3 separate regions of the Homo sapiens genome follow, and regions 1 and 2 are each linked to region 3. Evidence: read pairs that join two places in POLR2A ChIA-PET (ENCODE). Cell type or tissue: PC-9. All regions are shown on one strand. Links, peaks and the distances in the headings refer to the core of each region. The heading gives the core; the rest is flanking DNA.

The links. ChIA-PET counts read pairs that join two places held together with the same protein. Peaks named below come from ENCODE experiments on the same cell type or tissue, not always from the same donor. Only the 100,000 strongest peaks of a DNase experiment are listed, where the experiment ranks them.
Region 1: POLR2A ChIA-PET joins it to region 3 with 6 read pairs; 4 of 35 experiments call an interaction of 5 or more read pairs at or near these places.
Region 2: POLR2A ChIA-PET joins it to region 3 with 5 read pairs; 5 of 35 experiments call an interaction of 5 or more read pairs at or near these places.

Annotation. Positions count from the first base shown.
Region 1 is chr10:43,437,551-43,445,668 of GRCh38, reverse strand. All of the region lies in intron 1 of ZNF487 (zinc finger protein 487), which reads right to left. Among named protein-coding and RNA genes, the nearest start is that of ZNF487, 4.5 kb to the right of the region's middle. In PC-9, for the core only: no CTCF peak of the experiment used is centred there; no DNase peak of the experiment used is centred there.
Region 2 is chr10:43,328,908-43,337,025 of GRCh38, reverse strand. All of the region lies in intron 2 of LOC105378271 (a long non-coding RNA gene), which reads right to left. LOC124902414 (a long non-coding RNA gene) reads left to right here and starts at 618. Exons shown (of 2, transcript XR_007062130.1): 1 at 618-1,040; 2 at 1,396-2,512. RefSeq lists an enhancer at 6,333-7,004. In PC-9, for the core only: no CTCF peak of the experiment used is centred there; no DNase peak of the experiment used is centred there.
Region 3 is chr10:43,231,407-43,239,524 of GRCh38, reverse strand. The region is part of intron 1 of RASGEF1A (RasGEF domain family member 1A); the gene reads left to right. It overlaps LOC107984225 (a long non-coding RNA gene), which reads right to left. Exons shown (of 3, transcript XR_007062127.1): 3 at 7,053-7,835. Among named protein-coding and RNA genes, the nearest start is that of RASGEF1A, 32 kb to the left of the region's middle. In PC-9, for the core only: no CTCF peak of the experiment used is centred there; DNase peaks (open chromatin) are centred at 3,387 and 4,339.

The DNA.
Region 1 (8,118 bases), core at 1,623-6,622, 210 kb before region 3:
ATAAAATTTTTGAGGATCAAAAAAAAAAAAAGAAAATGTCATAATTCATGGCCCATTGGGTAAAGTACTCAGGAAGATCTAGCCTTAGCAGTGGGGAATAATTTGCCCCAGAATGAACAATGCCCTGGACCTGCCTAATAATCCTGAAAAGACAAAAACCAAAGAGAACAAACTGTTTTCAGGTAACTTAACTATATCCCAGAATAAAGCTCAAGAAGATTCACAGGAATACAAAAATATCCTGCATCCAAAAAGTAAAATTCACAATGCCTAACATCCAATAAGATACCAGGCATGCAAACAGGCAAGAAAACATGACCTACAATGAGAATTACAGTATAGGAAAGATATAAAAACATCCAGTCAAAATTCTGAAAGTGGGCCAGTTGTGGTGATTCACACCTATAATCCCAGCACTTTGGAAGGCTGAGGTGAGAAAATTGCTTGAGCCCAGGAATTCAAGACCAGCCTGCACAACCTAGTAAGATCTCGTCTCTAAAGAAAAAAAAAAAAATTCTGAAAATGAAAACCACGTTTGAGATGAAAAATACACTGAATGAAATGAACAGCAGATTAGACATTACAGAAGAAAAGATTACTGAACTTAAAGGCAACTAAGTTCATTTCTGAAAAAAAAATCCAAAACAATGAAAAGAACATCACTGAGCTGTGTCATGATTTAAAGCAGCCTAAGATATACATAACTGGAAGGAGGATGGGGGGTTGTTGGCATAAAAAATATTCAAAGAGATGATGGCCTAAATCTTTCTACCCTTACAATAAAAACCCATAAATCTAAGGCCAGCTGCAGTGGCTCACACCTGTAATCCCAGCACTGCCTGGGAGGCCGAGGCAGGAGGATCACTTCAGCTCTGGAGTTCAAGACCAGCTTGGGCAACATGGTGAAACCCCATCTCTACCAAAAACATAAAAAAATTAGCCTGGAGTGGTGTGCGCCTGTGGTCCCAGCCACTTGGGATGCTGAGATGAGAGGCTGACCTGAGCCCGGAGGCAGAGGTTGCAGTGAGCTGAGATCATGCCACTCCAGCCTGGGTGACAGAGTGAAACCTAATCTCAAAAACAAACAAACAAACAAAAAACGAACAACCTGTAAACCTATAATTCCAAGAAGCTCAATGAAACCTAAACAAAGGAAAGCCACCACGCCCGGCAACAAAAATGTCTTTCAAAAATGAAAGCAACACTTCCAGTTCAGGGTACTGCTTCATACTCCTCCCATTAAGTAAAGCTCAATACCCTGAAATTATATATAAATAAACATGATATGGACTGAAAGGTAGAAAATAGCAGACCAGCACGGGATCTTGGAACTCAAAGAACGACACAGTGCTGGGTTCACTGGGTATTCTTTTTGCCTCATATATCCCAGACTAGATGTTACAGAAGCCAGCAATCTGAAAACATCAATGGGTACAGATTTTAAAAGCCTAAGAAAATCTGTCGCTTTCTAGCCAAAGGACAAGGAGAGAAGGAGCTTTGTTAGAAAACTTTTAGGAGCCGGGCGCGGTGGCTCACGCCTGTAATCTCAGCACTTTGGGAGGCCGAGGCAGGCGGATCACGAGGTCAGGAGATGGAGACCATCCTGGCTAACATGGTGAAAACCCCATCTCTACTAAAAATACAAAAAATTAGCCAGGTGTGGTGGTGCACACCTGCAGTCCCAGTTACTCAGGAGGCTGAGGCAGAGGAATCGCTTGAACCCGGGAGGCAGAGGTTGCAGTGAGCCAAGATCACGCCATTGCACTCCAGCCTGGGTGACAGAGAGAGACTGTGTCTACAAAAAAAAAAAAAAAATTCAAGCAATATACAAAAAGACAACTCCTCCACTAGGTGCAGTGGTTCGTGTCTGTACTCCCAACACTTTGGGAGGCTGAGTTGGGGGGAATTGCTTGAGGCTAGGAGTTTGAGACCACCCTAGGTGACATAGTGAGACCTCCATCTCTACAAAAAAAATTGATTAAAACAAAAAAAACGGGCCGGGCATGGTGGCTCACTCCTGTAATCCCAGCACTTTGGGAGGCTGAGGCAGGTGGATTACCTGAGGTCAGGAGTTCGAGACCAGCCTGGCCAACATGGTGACACCTCATCTCTACTAAAAATACAAAAATTAGCTGGGTGCGGTGGCATGTGCCTGTAATCCCAGCTACTTGGGAGGCTGAGGCAGGAGAATCTCTTGAACCCGGTAGGGGGAGGTTTCAGTGAGCCGTGATTGCTCCATTGCACTCCAGCCTGGGTGACAGAGCAAGACTCCATCTCAAAAAAAAAAAAACAAAAACAAAAACTAGGCCCAGCAGGATAGCTCAGGCCTGTCATCCCAGCACTTTGGAAGGCCAAGGTGGGTGGATCACCTGAGGTCAGGAGTTCGAGACCAGCCTGGCTAACATGGTGAAACCTCGTCTCTCCTAAAAATTATAAAAATTAGCCAGGCGTGGTGGCGGGTGCCTGTAATCCCAGCTACTCGGGAGGCTGAGGCAGGAGAATTGCTTGAATCCAGGAGGCAGAGGTTGCAGTGAGCAGAGATCATGCCATTGCACTCCAGCCTGAGCGACAAGAGCAAAACTCTGTCTCAAAAAAAAAAAAAAAAAAGCTAGAACGAGTAAGTTTAGAAAGGTCATAGAACATAAGCTCAACTAAAAAATCAACTGTATTTCTATATATTAGCAATAAAACATGGACACCTAAATTAAATTAAAAATAAAATACCATTTGTAATAATTGAAAAAATTACTAAGCTATAAATTTAAAAAATACTTTAAATTGCTAATCTCTGTATCATTCCAATTTTAGTATATGTGCTGTCGAAGCAAGCACACTTAGCTATAAATCTAACAAACACATATCAGACTTGTACGCTGAACACAACTTGTACCCTGAATACTACAAAATGCTTATAAAATAATTCCAGGGCTGGGCGCGGTGTCTCACGCCTGTAATCCCAGCATTTTGGGAGGCTAAGGCGGGTGGATCACGAGGTCAGGAGTTCAAGACCAGCCTGGCCAAGATGGTGAAACCCCATCTCTACTAAAAATACAAAAAATTAGCCAGGCGCAGTGGCAGGCGCCTGTAGTCCCAGCTACTCAGGAGGCTGAGGAAGGAGAATCATTTCAACCCGGAGGGTGGAGGTTGCAGTGAGCCGAGATCGTGCCACTGCACTCCAGCCTGGGTGACAGAGTGAAACTCCGTCTCAAAAAAATAAATAAATAAATAAATAAATAAATTCAGGAAAATCTAAGCAAATGAAGAGACGTACTATGTTAATGGATTAAAAGACTCAATAGAATAAAGACGTCAGTGCTCTCCAAAATTCCAAAACAATATATAAATTGAACATTTTTCCTATCAAATTCACAGCAAGAGTTTTTTTCTTTGTTTTTTTTTTGTTGTTGTTGTTGTTGTTGTTGTTGTTGTTTTAGAGACAGGGTCTCCCTCTGTAGACCAGGCTAGGGTACAGTGTTAGTGGTGTTACTATAGCTCACTATAACCTCAAACGTCTGAGCTCAAGCAAACCTTACACCGCAGTGTCCCAAGTAGCTAGGACTACAGTACAGGCATGTGCCATCACATCCAGCTAAATTTAAAATTTTTTTTCGTACAGACAGGGTTAGCTACATTGGCCAGACTGGTCTTGAACTCCTGACTTTGATTTTCCCGCCTCTACCTCCCAAAGCACTCAGATTACAGGCATAAGCCTACATGGCCAACCACAGCAAGATATTTTATAAACAACCTTATTCTAAAATTTATATGTAAAGACAGGGGAAGGCTGGGCATGGTGGCTCACGCCTGTAATCCCAGAACTTTGGGAGGCCAACGCGGGTGGATCACTTGAGGTCAGGAGTTCAAGACATGCCTGGCCAACATGGTGAAACCCCGTCTCAACTAGAAATACAAAAATCAGCCAAGCACAGTGGCATGCACCTATAATCCAAGGTACTCAGGAGGCTGAGGCAGGAGAATCACTTGAACCCAGGAGGCAGACGTTGCAGTGAGCCGAGATCGCACCACTGCAACTCCCGCCTGGGTGACAGAGAGACCCTGACTAGCTGGGGCAACATGGCAAAACCCTGTCTCTACAAAAATTGGCCAGGCGCGGTGGCTCATGCCTGTAATCCCAGAACTTTAGGAGGCCGAGGTGGGTGGATCACCTGAGGTCAGGAGTTCGAGACCAACCTGACCAACAAGGTGAAACCCCGTCTCTACTAAAAATACAAAAAATTAGCCGGGCCCGGTGGCAGGTGTCTGTAGTCCCAGCTAGTCGGGAGGCTGAGACAGGAGAATTGCTGGAACCCGGGAGGCGGAAGTTGCAGTGAGCCGAGATCGTGCCACTGCACTCCAGCCTGGGCGAAGGAGTGAGACTCCGTCTCAAAAAAAAAGGCAAAGCGGTCTGGTGCAGTGGCTCATGTCTATACTCCCAGCACTTTGGGAGGCCAAGCCAAGTGGATCACTTGAGGTTAGGAGTTTGAAAGCAGCCTGGCTCATGCCTGTAATACCTGCACTTTGAGAGGCTGAGGTGGAAGGATTGCTTAAGCCCACGAGTTCAAGACCAGCCTGGGCAATACAGGGAGACCCTGTCTCCACCAAAAAAAAAAAAAAAAAAAAAAAAAAAAAAAAAATTTAACCAGGTGTGGTAGCATTTACCTGTGGTCCTAGCTACTTGGGAGGCTAAGGTGGGAGGATTTCTGGAGCCAAGAAGATCGAGGCTACAGTGAACTATGATCACACAACTGCACTCCAGCCTAGGCAACACAGTGACTCTCTCAAAAACAAACAACAAAAAAAAAGTCCAAGGTTATGCAAAACTACTCAATATGTCTTTTTTTGGGATACAAACAATTTTAGTCAAATTATAAAGAAAAGCAAGTTAAGTGACAAGCATAAAGTTGAAGACAGTGGTTACCCTAGGGCAAAGGAGGGAGCCATGAGGCGGAACTACACAAAGGACCACAAATATGAGGGTAGTCTTCTGTTTCTTTTTTTCTTTTTTTTTTTTGAGACAGAGTCTCACTCTGTTGCCCAGGCTGGAGTGCAGTGGCGCAATCTCAGCTCACTGCTGCCTCTGCCTCCCAGATTCAAGAGATTCTCCCACATCAGCCTCCCAAGTAGCTGGGACTACAGGTAAGCATTACCATGCCGGGCTAATTTTTGTATTTTTTGGTACAGATAGGGTTTTACCATGTTGAACAGGCTGGTCTCAAACTGCTGATCTCAGGTGATCCTACCACTTCGGACTCCCAAAGTGCTGGGATTATAGGTGTGAGCCACTGTGCCCGTCCTTAAACTCCTTTGATTAAAAATATAGGCAGGGCACAGTGGTTCACACCTGTAATCCCAGCACTTTGGGAGGCCGAGGCGGGCGTATTACCTGAGGCCAGGAGTTTGAGATCAGCCTGGCCAACATGCCAAAAGCCCGTCTCTACTAAAAATATAAAAAATTAGCCAGGCATGGTGGCGGGCACCTGTAATCCTAGCTACTCGGGAGGCTGAGGCAGGAGAATTGCTTGAGCCGGGCAGGCAGAGGCTGCAGTTAGCTGAGATCTCTCCACTGCACTCCAGCCTGGGCAACATGAGTGAAACTTCGCCTCAAAAAAAAAAATATATATATATATAAAACAAAACTTACCAATTAACCTTTTTAAAGTGTACAGTTCAGTCTTAAGTAGATTCACATTGTTGTGAAACAGATCTCTAGAACATTTTCATCTTGCAAATCTGAAACTCTGTACCCATTAAACAACTTCCCATTCCTCCTTACCGCAGCCTCTAGCAACCACCATTCTACTTTTCTGTTTACATGAATTTGACTACTTCAGATTCTCATATAAGTGGGGATCATACAATATTTGTCCATTACTGGTTTACTTCACTTAACATAATATCGTCAACATTCATCCATGTTGCAGCATATGACATTTTCTTTTTTATTTTCACTTATTTATTTATTTTTGAGATGGAGTCTCACTCTGTCACCCAGGCTAGAGTGTAGTGGTGCCATCTCGGCTCACTGCAACCTCCACCTCCCAGGTTCAAGCAATTCTCCCTGCCTCAGCTTCCTGAGTAGTTGGGATTACAGGCGCCCACCACCATGCCCAGCTAATTTTTGTATTTTTAGTAGAGACAGGGTTTCACCATGTTGGCCAGGCTGGTCTTGAACTCCTGACCTTAGGTGATCTGCCCTCCTCGGCCTCCCCAAGTGCTGGGATTACAGGCGTTAGCCACCGCACCCGGCCATCTTATTTTTATTTTTTGAAGAGATGGAGTCTTGCTCTGTCACTCAGGGTGGAGTACAGCAGTGCAATCATGGCTCACTGAAGCCTCAACCTCCTAGGCACATGTAATCCTCCGACTTCAGCTTCCAGAGTAGCTAGGACTACAGGCACATGCCACAATGCCCAGCTGATTTTTTTTTGAGACGGAATCTCGTTCTGTCACCCAGGCTGGAGTGCAGTGGCGTGATCTCGGCTCACTGCAACCTCGGCCTCCCGGATTCAAGCAATTCTTCTGCCTCAGCCTCTCAAGTAGCTGGGATTACAGGCATGTGCCACCATGCCCGGCTAATATTTTTGTACTTTTAGTAGAGACAAGGTTTCACCATATTGGCCAGGCTGGTCTCAAACTCCTGACCCTCTGATCCACCCACCTCGACCTCCCAAAGTGCTGGGACTACAGGCGTGAGACACCGCGCCCGGCCTGCCCAGCTAATTTTTGTATTCTTTATTTTATTTTATTTTTTGTGGAAACAGGATCTCGCTATGTTGCTCAGGCTGGTCTGGAACTCCTGGACTCAAGCAATCCTCCCACCTTGGCCTCCCAAAGTGCTGGGATTACCAGCATGAGCCGCTGCATCCAGCCAAGATTTTCTTCCTAAGGCTGAATGATATTCTATTGTATATGACACATTTTGTTTATCCATCTATCAATGGACACTGGGGTTACCTCTCCCTTTTGACTATTGCAAATAATGCTGCTATGAACATGACTGTACAAGTAACTGAGTCCCCGCTTTCATTTCTCTTGGATTCAGACCCAGAAGTGGTACTGCTGGATCATATGGCAATTCTATTTGTTAATTTTTTGAGGGAACTGCCATACTGTTTTCCATAGCTGCTGTACCATTTTACATTCTTACCAACAATACACAAGGGTATATTTCTTAATATATGGGGGCTGGGTGCAGTGGCTCACGCCTGTAATCCCAGCACTTTGGGGGGCTGAGGCAGGTGGATCACCTGAGGTCAATAATTCGAGACCAGCCTGGCCAACAAGGCAAAACCCTGTCTCTACTAAAAATACAAAAATTAGCCGGGTGTGGTGGCACGTGCCTGTAACCCTCGTCACTTGGGAGGCTGAGGCAGGAGAATTGCTTGAAGCCAGGAGGTGGAGGTTTCAGTGAGCCAAAATCACGCCACTGCACTCCAGCCTGGGCGACAGAGGGAGACTCCACCTCAAAATATATATATATATGGAACCTAAGACAAAAGCCTGCACTCACCCCTAATCTGCTAAATTCAAGTTCTCTCCATGATGAGGTTTCAAAAGGAATTAGTGCAAAATGTATTTAAGGATATGACCAGAAAGGAGAAAGAAAAAACAAATGGCTATTACACACACAGCAGAAAAGTAACACTAGGAGGCAAAGGAACTCAATGAAGAAATATTTCGGTGGCAGGCGGTGGTTCAGCCTGTAATCCCCGCACTTTGGAAAGCTAAAGCAGGAGAATCACTTGAGCCCAGGAGTTCAAGACCAGCCTGAGCAACATAGTGATACCCCTGTTTCTATTTATAAATAAATAAATAAATAAATATTTCCAACCAAAGAATACAAACTTAGTAAAGCTAATGAAGGAAGAACACAGTGAAGAGCTGCCGATGTAAGAGAAAAAAAGAAAATTTCCGGAGGAAAAAAGTTCAAAGATTTGCAACTATTTCCTCAGAAGGAACTGGGAAAAGGGAGTTTTGAGTAATAAGGCCTTGTGCAAGTTTCTGACTCTTAAGGATGTGAATGTACTGCCTTAAAAAATAAACTAAAAAGAGCCTCTTTTCTCACCACAACTCAACAATCATGAAGGTATCCTTGCAAGTGTGTGTAGACCTCTCATG
Region 2 (8,118 bases), core at 1,629-6,628, 97 kb before region 3:
ACTATTTCCTGCTACTGGAGGGCTAAAAATGCTGAGAATTGAGCCCAGGGCATAATTAGAGAAAATTATGAACTCTCAGTCCTGGTCAGTTTAGCTCCCTCTGTGGGGACAGAGGCTCCCTGAAGCTTGGAATGGGTTCGTCTGAAGGGAAGCACCCAGGTGCCCAGCCGCCACTGACTTGCAAGGCAATGGCCACCCTCAGGGCCAGCCACCTGCTCCTGGTCACACCCGAACTTGAGACTACACTTGGCTGGGGAGGCATTGGGCTTAGTAAGAAAGGGCAGGGACCAAATTCTAAAGAAGCTGCAGGACTTGGCCAAGGTGACTAGGAAGAGCGAGTCAGAGAGAGTTGTGCGTGTGCACGTGTGTGTGGCAGGCCTGAGGGTCCTGGGACAAGGTAGGGAGGGGGTAGAACATAAAGTTGGATAAAGTAGAGTTTATTTTTATTTATTTATTTACTTATTTATTTGAGACAGGGTCTTGCTCTGTTGCCCAGGCTGGAGTGCAGTGGTGCGATCATGGCTCACTGCAGCCTTGACTTCAAAGCAGTCCTTCCACCTCAGCCTCCTGAGTTGCTGGGGCTACAGGCATGTGCCAGCATCACGGGCTAACTTTTTCTATTTTTTGTAGAGATGGGGGTCTCACTATGTTGCCCAGGCTGCTGTGAGAACACTCTTCTAAGATACAGGATATAACATCCTAGAAAGAGCCCAGGAGGTGGGGCCAACATGCTGCCTGTGTAGCCCCTGGAGGCTTGGAGAAAGCATGGCCCTCTCTAAGCAGAGGTGCCAACATTGCTGTGGCAGCCAGGGACATCCGACCTTCCCAGAGCTGTGGAGGTGGCGAATTGAGCAGGTTATTCCTGTGGCCAAGGAGGAGAACAGCCCACAAAGTCATTGCTTAATCTACACAACCAAAAGAAATCCAAGATGGGAGATGGAGGCTGAGGGCAGCTACCCCAGTGAAAAACTTCAGACCAGACCCCAGTGCCTGAAGGAGAGGCTGGGTTTCCAGGAGGAACAACTCCTTCACGGCAGTGAGTGAGTGGTCATGATTCCTCAGTTCTTCCCCAGTGGCACTTATGGCTATTTACTAGAGTTGCCACATACTAGGTAAAGAGGAATTTAAACATTTCAAGTGCTGCTAGACACAGAATCCATCTTGGCATTGATACCCAGGGACCCAAAGCCTTATTGTGGTCCCCTGGTAGTGTTGGGGCTATATGAGAGTTAGGCAATAGAGTTTTGACCCAGGCCCAACTCACTGTAGGTCCACTGCATTCAGGAATCCACCCAGAGGTCCCTTTCCCAGGTTCTATGCATGATTCAATAGACGTATCTGGTGTTTTGAGAGCAGCCACATTGATTTCTTTTTTTTCTTTTCTTTTTTTTTTAGACGGAGTTTCATACTTGTTGCCCAGGCTGGAGTGCAATGGCACAATCTTGGCTCACCACAAACTCTGCCTCCCAGATTCAAGTGAGCTCTGTCACCCACGCTAGAGTGCAGTGGCATGATCGTAGCGTACTGCAACCTCCACCTCCTGGGCGCAAGAAATGCTCCCACCTCAGCCTCCTGAGTAGCTGGGACTACAGGTGTGCACCACCACGCCCGGCTACACCACGCCTGGTCTTGAATTCCTGGGCTCAAGGAGTCCTCTTGCCTCAGGCTACCAAAGTGCTGGGATTATAGGTGACAGCCACCGCACTCGGCCAAAATTGGAAGAATATATATATATATATACCCGGTGAAATAATCACCACAATCAAAAAAATGACTACATCCATCACTGAAAACTTTCCTTATGCCCTTCTGTGATCCTTTTCTCCCTCCCCCAAGGACCCCTTGGAGAGGCAAGGCAATGCCACAGGCAAGCACTGATCTGCTTTCTGTTTGATTCATTTGCGATTTCTAGAATTTTATATAGATGGAATCATACAATGTGTACTCTTTTGTCTGGCTTCTTTCCATTAGCATAATTATTTTGAGATTTATCTGTAGTGATGTGAATATCAATAGTTTATTATTATTTTTTCTTTTTTTCTTTTTTAGACAGGGTCTTGCTCTGTCACCCAGGTTGGAGTGCAGTTCATTCTTTTAAAATTGCTAAACAGTATTCCATAGCATGGATGTGCCATAATTTATGCATTCTTCTTTTTTTTTTTTTTTTGCCCCCGAGATGGAGTCTTGCTCTGTTGCCCAGTGGCTCTATCTCAGCTCACTGCAACCTCCGCCTCCCGGGTTTAATCGATACTCCTGCCTCAGCCTCCCGAGTAGCTGGGATTACAGGCACATGCCACCATGTGCCGCTAATTTTTGTATTTTTAGTAGAGGTGGAGTTTCACCATGTTGGCCAGACTGGTCTTGAACTCCTGACCTCATGATCCGCCCACCTCAGCCTCCCAAAGTGCTGGGACTACAGGGATGAGCCACTGTGCCTGGCTGCATTCTTCTGTTGATGGACACTTGGGTTGTTTCCAGTTTCTAACTATTACCAATAAAGTGTCTATACATATTACTGTGCAGGTCTTGTGTGGACTATGTTTTCATGAAACCTGGGTAAATCCCTACGAGTGAAGTGACTGAGTCATATGGCAGGTTTAACTTTTTTATTTTTGGAAACAGGGTCTTGCAGGCCAGGCGCGTGGCTCACGCCTGTAATCCCAGCACTTTGGGAGGCTGAGGTGGGTGGATCACCTGAGGTCAAGAGTTCAAGACTAGCCTGCCAACATGGTGAAACCCCATCTCTACTAAAATACAAAAATTAGCACATTGTGGTGGCACGTACCTGTAATCCTAGTTACTTGGGAGGCTGAGACAGGAGAATCGCTTGAACCTGGGAGGTGGAAGTTGCAGTGAGTGGAGATTGTGCCACTGCACTCCAGCCTGGTTGACAGAGCCTGGGTGACATGGCAAAACAGGGTCTCGCCATGTTACCCAGGCTAGTCTCTAACTCCTGGGCTGGGCTCAAGCCATCCACCCTCCTCCACCTCCCAAAGCCCAAAGTATTAGGTGTGAGCCACCATCCCTGGCTGTATGCTTAACTTCATAAGAACCTGCCAAACTGTCTTCCGAAATGGTTGTGCCATTTCACATTCCCACCAGCAGTGCATGAATGTCCCAGTTTCTTCACACCCTCACTACCACTTGCCATGGTGAGTCTCTTTGGTTGTAGCCATCCTAGTGGGTGTGTCGCGGTGTCTCTTCATGGTTTCAATGAGTGTTTCCCTAATGACTAATGATGTTGAGCATCTTTTCCTGTGCTTATTTGCCATCAGCTTATCTTCTTTGCTGAGGTGATTCTCCAAATCTTTTATCCATTTTATTTATTTATTTATTTATTTTTGAGACAGAGTCTTGCTTTGTCACCCAGGCTGGAGTGCATCGTCGCAATCTCAGCTCACTGCAACCTCTGCCTCCCGGGTTCAAGCAATTCTCCTGCCTCAGCTTCCCAAGTAGCTGGGATCACAGTTGCGTGCCACCACACCCGGTTAATTTTTGTATTTTTAGTAGAGATGGGGTTTCACCATGTTGGTCAGGCTGGTCTCGAACTCCTGACCTTGTGATCTGCCTGCCTTGGCATCCCAAAGTGCTGGGATTACAGGCGTGAGCCACCGTGCCCGGCCTACCCATTTTTTTTTAAAAAAAAAACAGAAACAAAAATGCTACAGCGCAAGTGGCTGTTCACAGCCTTCCCTTTCCTTTGTGTCATGAGGAGGTGCGAGTGTTTGGCTGCTCCTTATGGGGCCTTTGCTGTGGGAGTGGGCAGAGATGGGAAGAGCCCAGGCTGATCCATGTTAGAACAGACCTGGGAGTTTTTGCCGGAAATCCAGCAGTCCTGTTGGAGGGGATGGGAGGGGAGAGGAAGAGAAGGCTGGAAGCTTAGGGGGAGAGAAGCAGATGGGGAGAGGGGAGGAGATACTGGAGGATCTGCTTTAAAGCGCAGCTTTGGTCGGGGGTGGGAAGGACGACATCAGGAAGTTTTGCTTTGCATCATGAGATGGGAGCCTACTCTCCACAGTCCTCCCAAGAAAACTTGAAGCAAAGCTCTCCATGACTGCTCAGGGTTTTGGACCTGCGTTACTTTTGGCTATGTCACTACATTGAGATGACATGGAGAAGGGTGGGGGTGGTTTTATCTGGGTGTTACATAAACACTGAGCAGTTGTAGCTTTATTTGTGGTGCTGGCCTTCATGGACCACTGCCTGAGATAGCAACAGAAGTACAGCGGTGGAGAGGAGTGGGTGGAGAAGCATTTTAAAAATAATATATGTTAAGAATTTTAAAATTTGGGCCAGGTGCAGTGGCTCATGCCTGTAATCCCAGCACTTTGGTAGGCCAAGGCTGGCGGATCACTTGAGGTCAGGAGTTCAAGACCGGCCTGGCCAACATGTTGAAACCCCATCTCTACTAAAAATACAAAAATTAGCCGGGTGTGGTGGTGCGTGCCTGTAATCCCAGCTACATGGGATGCTGAGACAGAAGAATTGCTTGAACCTGGGAGGGAGAGGTTGCAGTAAGCCGAGATCAGGCTATTGCACTCCAACCTGGGTGACAGAGTGAGACTCTGTCTCAAAAAAAAAAAGAGGATAAATTTCGAAATGATTATAAACCCACAGGAAGTTGCAAAAAAAAAAAAAAGTTCGAGGAAGTTTCGTGTACGTTTCACCCAGTTTCCCCCAATGATAACATCTTCTCTAACTATGGTTTAATATCAAAGCCAGGACGCTGATGTTGATACAGTCCTCAGAGCTTGTTTGTACTTCATCAGTGTCACATGCACTCACTTGTGTGTGTTGTATGTATGCGTGTGAATAGTTCAATGCAATTTTATCACATGTGTAGGTTCGTGTAACCAGCACCACAATCAAGATACAGAATAATTATCACCACAGAAGTCCTTCATGCTAACCCTTTACCTATGTCCGCCCCCTCCTCCTCTGCCCCTAAACCCTGGCAACTGCTAATCTGATTTTCATCTGTCTATTTTGTCATTTCAAAAATGTTATATAAATGGAATCACACAGTATATGGCCTTTTGAACTGGCTCTTTTTCACTGAGCGTAATTTGCTTGAGATCCATCCAAGTTGTTGAATATATCAATTGTCGGTTCCTTTTTATTGCTGAGTAGTATTACATGGTATGGGGGTATCAAAGTTTCTTTAACCATTCACCCATTGAAGAGCATTTGTGTTTTTTCCAGTTTTTGGCAATTGTGAATAATGCTGCTGTGGACATTTGTGGCCAGGTGTTGGTGTGAACAGTTTTCATTTCTCTGTGATAAATGTGAGTGTGGTTTCTGGGTTTTATGGCCAGTATATATTTAGTTTTATAAGAGACTACCGGCTGGGCATGGTGGCTCACACCTGTAATCCCAGCACTTTGGGAGGCTGAAGCGGGAGGATCACCTGAGTTCAGGAGTTCAAGACCAGCCTGGCTAACATGGTAAAACCCCGTTTCTACTAAAAATACAAAAAATTAGCCAGGCATGATGGTGCGCACCTGTAATCCCAGCTACTCAGGAGGCTGAGGCAGGAGAATTGCTTGAACCCAGGAGGCGGAGGTTGCAGTGAGCCGAGATCTCACCATTGCACTCCAGCCTGGGCAACAAGAGCAAAACTCCATCTTAAAAAAAAAAAAAAAGAAAGAAAAAAAGAAAGAAACTACCAAGCTATTTTCCAGGGTGCCTGTACCATTTTACATTATTTTTTTTGTGAGATGGAGTCTTGCTCTGTTGCCCAGGATGGAGTGCAGTGGCCTGATCTTGGCTCACTGCAACCACCACCTCCCAGGTTCAAGCCATTCTCCTGCCTCAGACTCCTGAGTAGCTGGGATTACAGGTGCCCGCCACCACTCCTGGCTAATTTTTAAATATTTTTAGTAGAGATAGGGTTTCATCATGTTGGCCAGGCTGGTCTCAAACTCCTGACCTCAAGTAATCCACCTGCCTCTGTCTCCCAAAATGCTGGGATTACAGGCATGAGCCACCGTGCCTGGCCACATTCCTAACAGTAATGTGTGGTCTAGTTTTTCTGCATCCTCACTATCATTTGGTGTTATCACTATTTTTTTTTCTTTCTTTTTTTTTTTTTTTGAGGCAGGGTTTTGCTGTGTCACCCAGGCTGGAGTGCAGTGGCATAATCTCGGCTCAATGCAGCCTCGATCTCCTGGGCTCAAGCGATCCTCCCACCTCAGTCTCCCAAATAGCTGGGACTACAGGTGTGAGCCATCATGCCCAGCTAATTATTTTTTGTAGAGATTGGGTCTCACTATGTTGCCCAGGCTAGTCTTGAACTCCTGGGCTCAGGCAGTCTTTCCCCCTCAGCCTTCCAAAGTGCTGAAACTGCAGGTGTGGGACACTACACCAAGCCACTGTTCTCTTTTTTTTTTTTTTTTTTTTTTTTTAGTATTTATTGATCATTCTTGGGTGTTTCTCAGAGAGGGGGATGTGGCAGGGTCATAGGATAATAGTGGAGAGAAGGTCAGCAGATAAACACGAGAACAAAGGTCTCTGGTTTTCCTAGGCAGAGGTCCCTGCGGCCTTCGGCCGTGTTTGTGTCCCTGGGTACTTGAGATTAGGGAGTGGTGATGACTCTTAACGAGCATGCTGCCTTCAAGCATCTGTTTAACAAAGCACATCTTGCACCACCCTTAATCCATTTAACCCTGAGTTGACATAGCACATGTTTCAGAGAGCACGGGGTTGGGGGTAAGGTTATAAATTAACAGCATCCCAAGGCAGAAGAATTTTTCTTAGTACAGAACAAAATGGAGTCTCCTATGTCTACTTCTTTCTACACAGACACAGTAACAATCTGATCTCTCTTTCTTTTCCCCACATTTCCCCCTTTTCTTTACGACAAAACCACCATCATCATCATGGCCCGTTCTCGATGGTTGCTGTCTCTTCCGAGCTGTTGGGTACACTTCCCAGATGGGGTGGCCTGGCAGAGGTGCTCCCCACCTCCCAGACGATGGGCGGCTGGGCAGAGGCGCTCCCCACCTCCCAGACGGGGCGGCCGGGCAGAGGTGCTCCTCACCTCCCAGATGGGGTGGCCGGGCATAGACGCCCCTCACCTCCCAGATGGGGCGGCCAGGCAGAGGCACCCACTTCCCAGATGGGGCAGCCGGGCAGAGGTGCTCCCCACCTCCCAGACGAAGGGCGGCCGGGCAGAGGCGCTCCTCACTTCCCAGGCGGGGCGGCCAGGCAGAGGCGCTCCTCACCTTCCAGATGGGGTGGCCGGGCAGAGATGCCCCTCACCTCCCAGACGGGGCGGCCGGGCAGAGGCGATCCTCACTTCCCAGATGATGGGCGGTCAGGCAGAGGTGCTCCTCGCTTCCCAGATGGGGCGGCCGGGCATAGGTGCTCCTCACTTCCCAGACAGGGCGGTCAGGTAGAGGCACTCCTCGCTTCCCAGACGGGGCAGCCGGGCAGAGGGGCTCCTCACATCCCAGACAGGGTGGTGGCCTGGCAGAGACACTCCTCACCTCACAGACGGGGTGGCAGCCGGGCAGAGGCGCTCCTCACTTCCCAGACGGGGCAGCCGGGCAGAGGTGCTCCTCACTTCACAGACGGGGTGGCCGGGCATAGGCGCTCCTCACATCCCAGAGGAGGCCGGCGGGCAGAGGCGCTCCTCACATCCCAAACGATGGGCGGCCAGGCAGAGACGCTCCTCACTTCCCAGACGGGGTGGCGGCCAGGCAGAGGCACTCCTCACTTCCCAAACGGGGCGGCCGGGCAGAGGGGCTCCCCACATCCCAGACGATGGGCAGCCAGGCAGAGACGCTCCCCACTTCCCAGATGGGGTGGCGGCCAGGCAGAGGCAGTAATCGTAGCACTTTGGGAGGCCAAGGCAGGCAGCTGGAAGGTGGAGGTTGCAGCGAACCGAGATCACACCACTGCACTCCAGCCTGGGCAACACTGAGCATTGAGTGAGCGAGACTCCGTCTGCAATCCCAGCACCCTGGGAGGCCGAGGCAGGCAGACTACTTGAGGTCAGGAGCCGGAGACCAGCCCGGTCAACAGGGGAAACCCTGTCTCCTCCAAAAATACAAAAACCAGTCAGGCGCGGCGGCGCTCGCCCACAATCCCAGGCACTCGGCAGGCCGAGGCAGGAGA
Region 3 (8,118 bases), core at 1,195-6,194:
AAATCCTCCTAAGATTTCTGCAAGCGTTTAGTTAATTTTGGAAGTTCTAAAAATGTGGATTCTGACCTTTTTGTTTTTTGCTGGTTTTCTTGTTGCGTTTATGGAAGAGAGGGTTTTTGGAGGTCCTTACTCCACCATTTTCACTACCTGGCTATACTCTATTGAAAGCACTTCTGGGATGTCTCTTTAAACTTACAATGATCATAACCTTTGACCCAGCACATCAAGTATTAGGAGTTCATCTTTTATATGTGGTCACACATTTGAATAAAAACTTTTCATCAATAATGCCCATTGCAGGAGTGTTTTTCGTTGCCAAAGACTGTAAAGCACCTTGGTGTCTTTTGCTAGAGGACCTCTTACATGTGTGGCAGCCCACCTACCCAGTGGAATACCCTGCAGCTGCCACAGAACGTATGGAGTTGCCAGGAGCTGAGGGGCTCTCTCCAGGGAGCTGCAGGTGTCTGGGGCAAGTAAAGAAACTACAGGGCATCATTCCAGGCACCACTGATTAGAATGAATAATACCCCTTCTTCGAGAGCCTGTGATTCTGTGAATGACTAAGAAAGAAACTTCTGGAACATTTGTGTCTGCTCTAGGAACAGACACATGCACAGAAGCACGTGCAGACTTGTGTATTCGTGGGTTGCCTCATTTCCATTTGATATCAGGTCCCTTTCCACCAGCCTAGAGTGTCATCCTCTCTGGCTCATGGGGATGGCAGCTGTGGGCCCTTCCCATGGAAGAGGGGGCAGGACTCCCTGAGATGCATTGCTGCCCACATGCCCTACCAGCCTGACCCTGATATCTTTCAGGGTCCCTCAGTATCCCCACTTGCCCGAATGGCAGTCAGGGGCCCTGCCCATCACAGACAGCCTCTCCCCTGCCCTGCAACATGTTATAGGGACCTGCCAAAAGAGGACCTGGGGAAACCCACGGGACCCTCACAGCACCCTGGTGTCTTTGCAGAGTTGCAGGAGTGTATGTGGACATGGGGCTGGGGCAGTGAACAAGGAGGCTGGGGAACCCAGGCTTTCCCCCACTAAACTTAAATGAAATATAAGTAAACTGTCAAAAACGGTAGTAGTAGAGCTATCTAAAGTACTGCAGTTCGGTGAAGTACACTGAGCAGCTCAAGGGTAGGAAACCAGACAATCTGCGATGGCTAACCCTGCTGAAGGCAGGTCTGACTCTGCGATGGCTAACCCTCCTGAAGACAGGTCTCAATCTGCGATACAACACCCCCGAAGGCAGGTCTCAATCTGCGGCGGCTAACCCTCCTGTAGGCACACATAAACTAGCCACGGCTAACTCCCCTGAAGACCCCTTTAAGTCGACATGGCTAACCCTCCTGAGGGGCAGGTGTTACTCTGTGATGGCAAACCCTCCTGAAGGCAGGTCTCAATCTGCAGCACCCCCCCTCCCTCCGCCCCCCAAAGGCGGGTCTCAATCTATGATGGCTAATCCTCCTGAAGGCGGGTCTCAGGCACACCTGCGTCAGGCCTGGCCGCCTTGGCCTGTGTGGCCCACTCCCCTGATGGGCAGGTGGGCTGTGCTGAGCCCAGATCCCCGCCCACAGGTACAATGGCTGGGTCTCTGTTTGCCTGTGCCTGAGTGTCTGCAGGACAGGGCTCTATTCCCTGTGGGAGAGGAGACATCACATGGCGGTCCTGGGACATTCAGGCAGAGAAGCTCTGTGGTCTATGTGCTGGGGCCATGCTGGGATGGTCCCTGGGACTTCTATGGGGCTGGGTGTCGTGGGATCCCTGAGGAGTAGCAGCTGAGTTTGGGGAGAGCGGAGCCAGCTAGGCATCCTGGCATGAGTGCGTTCAGGCCTGGGCTTGGTTGGAACCCACGCCGTGCGTTAGCCTGGTGCCTCTGATGAGCACAGCAGGGACTGGAGGGAGGAGGCAGAATTGGCTGCAAAATAGCAGATGCAGCTGCTCTTTCTAGAAATGTAGGTAAGAAGAAAAGAGAGGTTGGGAGGCAGCTCAGGAGGAGCCGGGGTCAGGAGGACTGTGTCTGTGGTCTGGAGAGGGCAGAGGCTGAGGGGAAATGGAGGTGGGGGGGAGGGGAGGGGAGGAGGGGGAGAGTGGGAGTTAGGGGCACAACAGTGGGGTCAGGGATCAGCTCCGGGGCCTGGGCCCATGATGGCCAGGGGCTCCATTGGAGGGCAGGTGAAGCAGGAGAACAGACTAGGAGCCTCCGGGGTCGGGGAGGAGTGAAGGTACTGGCCAAGGATGGGTGGAAACCAAGGACCCAGGGAGACAGAAGCCTCTCTCCTTGACTGGTGCCTCCAATTTCCATAGAGCAGGCTGGCCCCAAGACCCCCTCACAAGGCCACACTGGCCCTGAGATCCTCTATAAGGCTAGGCTGGTTATGAGACCCCCAACAAGGCTAGGCTTGTCACAAGATTCCCTGCAAGGTTAGCCTGGTCCCAAGACCCTCTATAAGGCCAGGCTGGTCCTGAGATACCCTACAATGTTAGACTGGTCCTGAGACTCCCCACAAGGCCACGCTGGTCCTAAGACCCCCTACAAGGCCAGCCTGGTCTTAAGACCCTCACAAGGTTAGGCTGGCCCTGAGACCCTCCCACAAGGCCAGGCTGGCCCTGAGACCCCCCTATGGTCCTAAGCATCCCCCCCTTGTCCCCTACACACCAGGTGATCTCAGGTGTGAGCTCTCAGGCAGGGTCTCCTCTGAGTCTCTCTTCTCCAGGAGCCTGTGAAGGGCTCCGAGGGAGGGGCGAGCCCTGAGTGGGCCACTGCTGCTCCAGCCTTAACTTTGCACAGTCTTAGTGGGAGCAGGGATGCCTCATGTCCTGGTTTTAGAAGATGAGCACGTACTGTGTTATGCTGTGATGAAGCCATTCATAGTAATTGGAGAGAACTTGGGAAGCACTTGATAAGGCTAAATGGAGAGAAGAGGAGGAGGGAGGGCGCGAGAGACGGAGAGAAGGTGTATGCTGGCCAGTGGAGGAAGGCACCCTGATTAGACTTTTGGTATGTGGATGCTTGTCTGTTTTATAGGCGCAGGTGCAGACATGCACACATGCATAGGCCTGCATACTCGTAATGCATGCATGCAACTATGTACACACACCCATGCCTATGCACACATGCAGAAAGCACACATGTGCATACGCACACCTGCTCAGGCACACATGTACACTCAAGCACATGTATACATGCGCACACAAGGTCACACAAACACACATGGATGCGCGGTGCCCTAGACGATGCCTGCTGCCATGTCTTTGCTCCAGGGAGGTGCTTGGGGATACCTGCTGTCCATTTCTCTCCTTTTCCTGCCAGTGACCCTGGCTTTTCCCTGACGCTTAAGCTCACACTCTATATTACCTTTAACATTATTTTTGCAGATTTCACAGGTGCCAAGTGATGACTCAAGGCTTTAACTTGCAAGCTTTTTGTCACCATGAAGTAGTTTGCTTCTGGCTGGGTCTGCCCTATTTCCATGTGCTGTCCCTCTTCTCTCTTTCTCATTGGGGTGTCAGGGGTATTATCTGTGTCTCACTTTGTGCAGGTCTCTGCTCAGGTGATGGGGTGGGTATCCAGAGCCTTGTGATGGGAGGGGTCCCTGTTGGTCATCATCTGCTTCATCTCGGGGAAGTGACTTCCCGGGCCCTGTCTTGGCCCTCAACCCGTCCTGCCTGTGTGGCTGCAGCCTCCTCCCTTGTTGGGTCCCATTGTGCTGGGCATGATGCTGTGTCCCCATCCCATGCCTTGTGTCCCCCCGATCCCTGGATGCGTTCTCCACTGTCCCCTGTGCATGTGGCAGGCTGGCACTCAGTGTGGTGGGCTCTCTTCCCCTGGACCAGAGGCCCTGCATCCCAAGCCGAGTTTTAACTGGTGCCGCCTCCCTGAGCACTGAGTCCCACACACCAATGGGGGCAGGAAGGATCTCTGAGGATGGCGCCTTGGCACTGCCTTTTTAGCAAGCTCCTGGGCAGTGTGGTCAGGTTTGAGAGCCCCATCTGGAGGAAGCCTCCCAGCCTGGCATTCCTGCCTTCCCCACACTGCTGCATTGTTGAAACCCTGGATTCTCTGAGTGTGGCTGAGGAGGGGTGGCCAAGGCGCATGGACACAGGACCCCAGGAAGAGCCTCAGGAAAGACTCATGGACCCCAGGAGGCAGAATAGGATGTGGAAGGGCTAAATACACCATGGTATCTTGATGAGCTTCTCAAAGATGTGGAGGCTCTGACTCAGACGACTGGGGAGAGGTGTGCCTGACGCTGTGGCCGGTGGGCTCCTGCCCAGGTATGCTGGTGCCTGGAAGGATGTTGCCTTGCGCATCAGAAAGCTCAGCTGACTCCCATTCACCCCCTCCTTCACGCTTTATGCCTAAAGCCATGAGTGATTCAGTGCATGGAATATTATTCTCCAAAAGGGAGCACTAATGGTATGGCCTGAGGGAAATTCTGGAAGGCTTAGGGGTTCCCCACTGACCCAAGGGACAGGGTTGGCTGCCAGACAACCTTCCCTGGAGCCTGTGGGTGTGTTTAGGTGTGGTTTTGATTAGGGCCATCAGTGGCCTCTGCCCAGGGGTACTGACCAGCCTTGGAGGAGCCTGGAGGGGCCTCTCTGCAGACCGTGGCTGTGTGTGCAGGAGGCTTGAGTCTGGCAGACAGCGTGAGCCCTCGGACCCCTGAGGAGGCAGGGGCTGTCTGAGGAGCCTCTGGAGCTCACTGAGGGCTTGGTTCATTTTGCTTCGTGTTTTGCCAGCACCCTTGTGAATTGGCATCTCGGGCCCCACTTCATGCCCTGGAGAGGATAGAGAGGTATGCGCCATCACCTTCAGGGTTTGGACCCGAAACTCTTGGACTGTGTGGTGTGGCCCAGTAATGAGGTGGCATCAGCAGGGCAGGGTGGGGGGCCAGGGCCTTTCTGTCCCTTGACCCTCCTCCTGGAACCCAAGGCCTTGTGGGCTGAGCCTCATCAGGGCCTCTGTAGCACCGGCGTGGTCCTCATCAGCCCCCTGTGGGGCACTGGGCTCCTGCTTCTCTGTTCTGCAAGGTCTGTCACCTGCCTCAGGCCACCTTCCATCCTCCAAAACCAGTGGATGCCTCTCACTTGCCATTGCTTGACCCTGTAGGCTGTGCCTTTTAGAAGAGGGAGCAGGGTTTGCCCCAACTCTGCCTTTGTTCTTGGGGGGATGAGCGGAGGGAGGCTCAGGTCCCTTCCTCCACATCCCTTCTTCCCTCAGGCGTGGCCACAGCAGACCTAGATAGGCCCTGAGGTGCCGACAGCTTCTACCTGTCCTGGCCCAGATGTTCTCTCTTATTTTTCTCTCCTTCAGTTTTCTTCATGTGATTGAAGTGTAACACACACAGAAACATGCCTGAGCCAGAGCCACAGTGTACACTTGGTGATTTTTCATGGGGTGACTCCGCAGGGACACCCAGATCCAGCCCCTTCCAGCCCCTTCCCCAGGGCAGCACCCCAGACCTCTGGGGGTGAGGGTGCCCTCCCCGGCCCTGAGCTGGCTCCACGTGGGGCCAACCTTAGATGCTCTTTGTGCCTGGTGTCCTTGACTCCCTGCCCTTGCCTGTGGTTGTCTGGGTGGGTTATCCTCGGCCTGGAGCGTTCCATTGAGTGACACATGCCACAGCTCGGTGGAAACCCAGTCCCCTGTGGGGGATGCTTGGTTCATTTTCAGTTCGAAGCCCTTGTGAGTAGGGCTGCTGCAGACACTCCTGCGTGTGTCCTTTGGTGTGAGTCTCTAGTGTTTCTGCACAGCCTCCATCCAGGATGGAATTTCTGGGCCTGGTGTGGTCGGTGTTCATAGGCATGATCGGGCTGTTTTCCCGCCTGGCTGCACCAGCTGACCCTGCCGCGCCGCCAGCAGCTGAGAATTTGGGTTGTGCTATCTCGTCAGCACGTGGCATTTTCTGCCTTTTGATGGTAGCCTTGCTGCTGGGTGTGCAGGGTGCCACACCGCAGTTTAGTGCCTTTCCCAGATGAGTCATGGAGCTGGGTGCTCTCTTAGGCCTATCACCCCTTGGATAGCCTTCTTTCAGTGAAATATGTCTTCAAGTCTTTTGCCCATTTGTAAAAAATTGAGTCTTCTGACTTTTTTATTTACATGAGTTCTTTATATATTTTGGATATGAGTCCTGTGCTGGATATATACAACCATATCCTTATTCACACTTGTGTCTCTGTATCTGTCTACACACACACACACACGCACACACACACGTGCACACACATAGGTTCTGAGTGCCTCTGTGCATAGACATGTTACAGTCATTGGGATGTAGCAGTCAACAAAACAAAGATCCTGCCCTCATGGAGCTCACATTCTCAGGAGAGCAGACGAATGAACCAGAAGGTGGAAAGGCTCTGCTGGACCCAGTAACCTTAAGGAAAACCATTCCATGGCAGGACAATGCTGGGGCAGAGGATGGCATTGCAGCTGTGTTAGTGAGAAGGTGGCCTGTCGGGGTGGGGGGCCACAGACACTGCAGAGCACATTGCACGCAGGGGGAGGGTGGGCAGGGCCTGTCGAGGCTGAGCAGGGAGCATTGAGGTCCCTGATGGGGCTATTCGTTAGGACTCTGCCTTCATCGAGATTGAGGTGGGAGTCACGGAGCTTCTGACTCAGGTTCTAAGAGATCCCCCCCGGCTGCTGTGTGGAGACAGCAAGGGTGGACTCTGAGAGGGAGCCTTTGCGAGTGTAGTAGTCTGTTCTCACACTGCTATAAAGAAGGGCCTTGGCCGGGCACGGTGGCTCATGCCTGTAATCCCAGCACTTTGGGAAGCTGAAGTGGGCAGATCACTTGGGTCAGGAAGTTTGAGATCAGCCTGGCCAACACGGTGAAACCCTGTCTCTACTAAAAATACAAAAATTAGCTGGGCATGGTGGCGTGCACCTGTAATCCCAGCTACTTGAGAGGCTGAGGCAAGAGAATCGCTTAAACCCAGAAGGTGGAGGTTGCAGTGAGCTGAGATCATGTCACTGCACTCCAGCCTGGGTGATAGAGGGAGACTCCATCTCCAAAAAAAAAAAAAAAAAAGCCGGAGACTGGGTAATTTATAAAGAAAAGAGGTTTAATTAGATCATGGCTCTGCAAACTTTACAGGAATCATGGCAGCATTTGCTTCTGGGAAGGCCTCAGGGAGCTTTCACTCATAGTGGAAGGCAGAGTTGGAGCAGGTGTCTCACATGGCAGGAGCAAGAGAGAGAAGGGGGAGGTGCCCCACACTTTCAAACAGTCAGATCCCTCCAGAACTCACTCACTCACTAACAGGAGAATAGCACCGAGGGGATGGTGCTAACCCATTCATGAGAACTCCGCCCCCATGATCCAATCGCCTCCAACCTCCAACACTGGGGATTACAATTGAACATGAGATTTGGGTGGGGACACAAACCCAAATCATATCAGCGGGAGTCCAGCCTCCTGTCCTGTGACCCTCAACCCAGAATCTTGACAGCTTGCCTGCTCTAGGCTCTGCCATCCTCAGAGCAGGCTCTGTTGCTCTGGTCAGAGGCAGCCTTGTTCCAGGCCTTGTGCCCTGCCCCTAAAGGAGGTGTCTGGAGAAAGTGCCTCTTCCTGTGTGTCTGGTCTCCCTGAAGTCCCGGCAGATGGCCACTGGCCCCACCACACCTGGCTTCTTCTCTACTTTCTGAAGTGGCAGTGGGATTCTGCCTCAGGGCCCACCAGCCCTCCCTGCAGGACAGCCTCAGCCCCAGCTGCAGGGATGCAAGCAGGACGCCTGGCAGGGCTCAGCCCCAGCATAGCAGCCTCCTCGCATCCTCAGGCACCAGGAAGGATGTGGGTCAGGTCACACATGAATGCTGAGATCACACTGGTGGGTAAAGGAGACAGCACCATCTGTGTCAGCCAGAGATGGGGGCAAGGGCCCCATTCCTCCCGGGGAAGCGTCTGCCTTATCAAGGTCCTTGGGTGACACTGGTGCAATCTGGGATGAGCGTGATAGGAAGTGACCCTGTGACTGCATAAGAAGGCTTGTGGGGCTGCCCACCCATCCACCACCTCCTCTAGAGTGTCACATTCAGGGAGGCAGAGGGGATGCTTGCTCTGGGGTCAGGAGGCAGCAGGGCCAACTGCTCACATGGACTTCCTGAGAC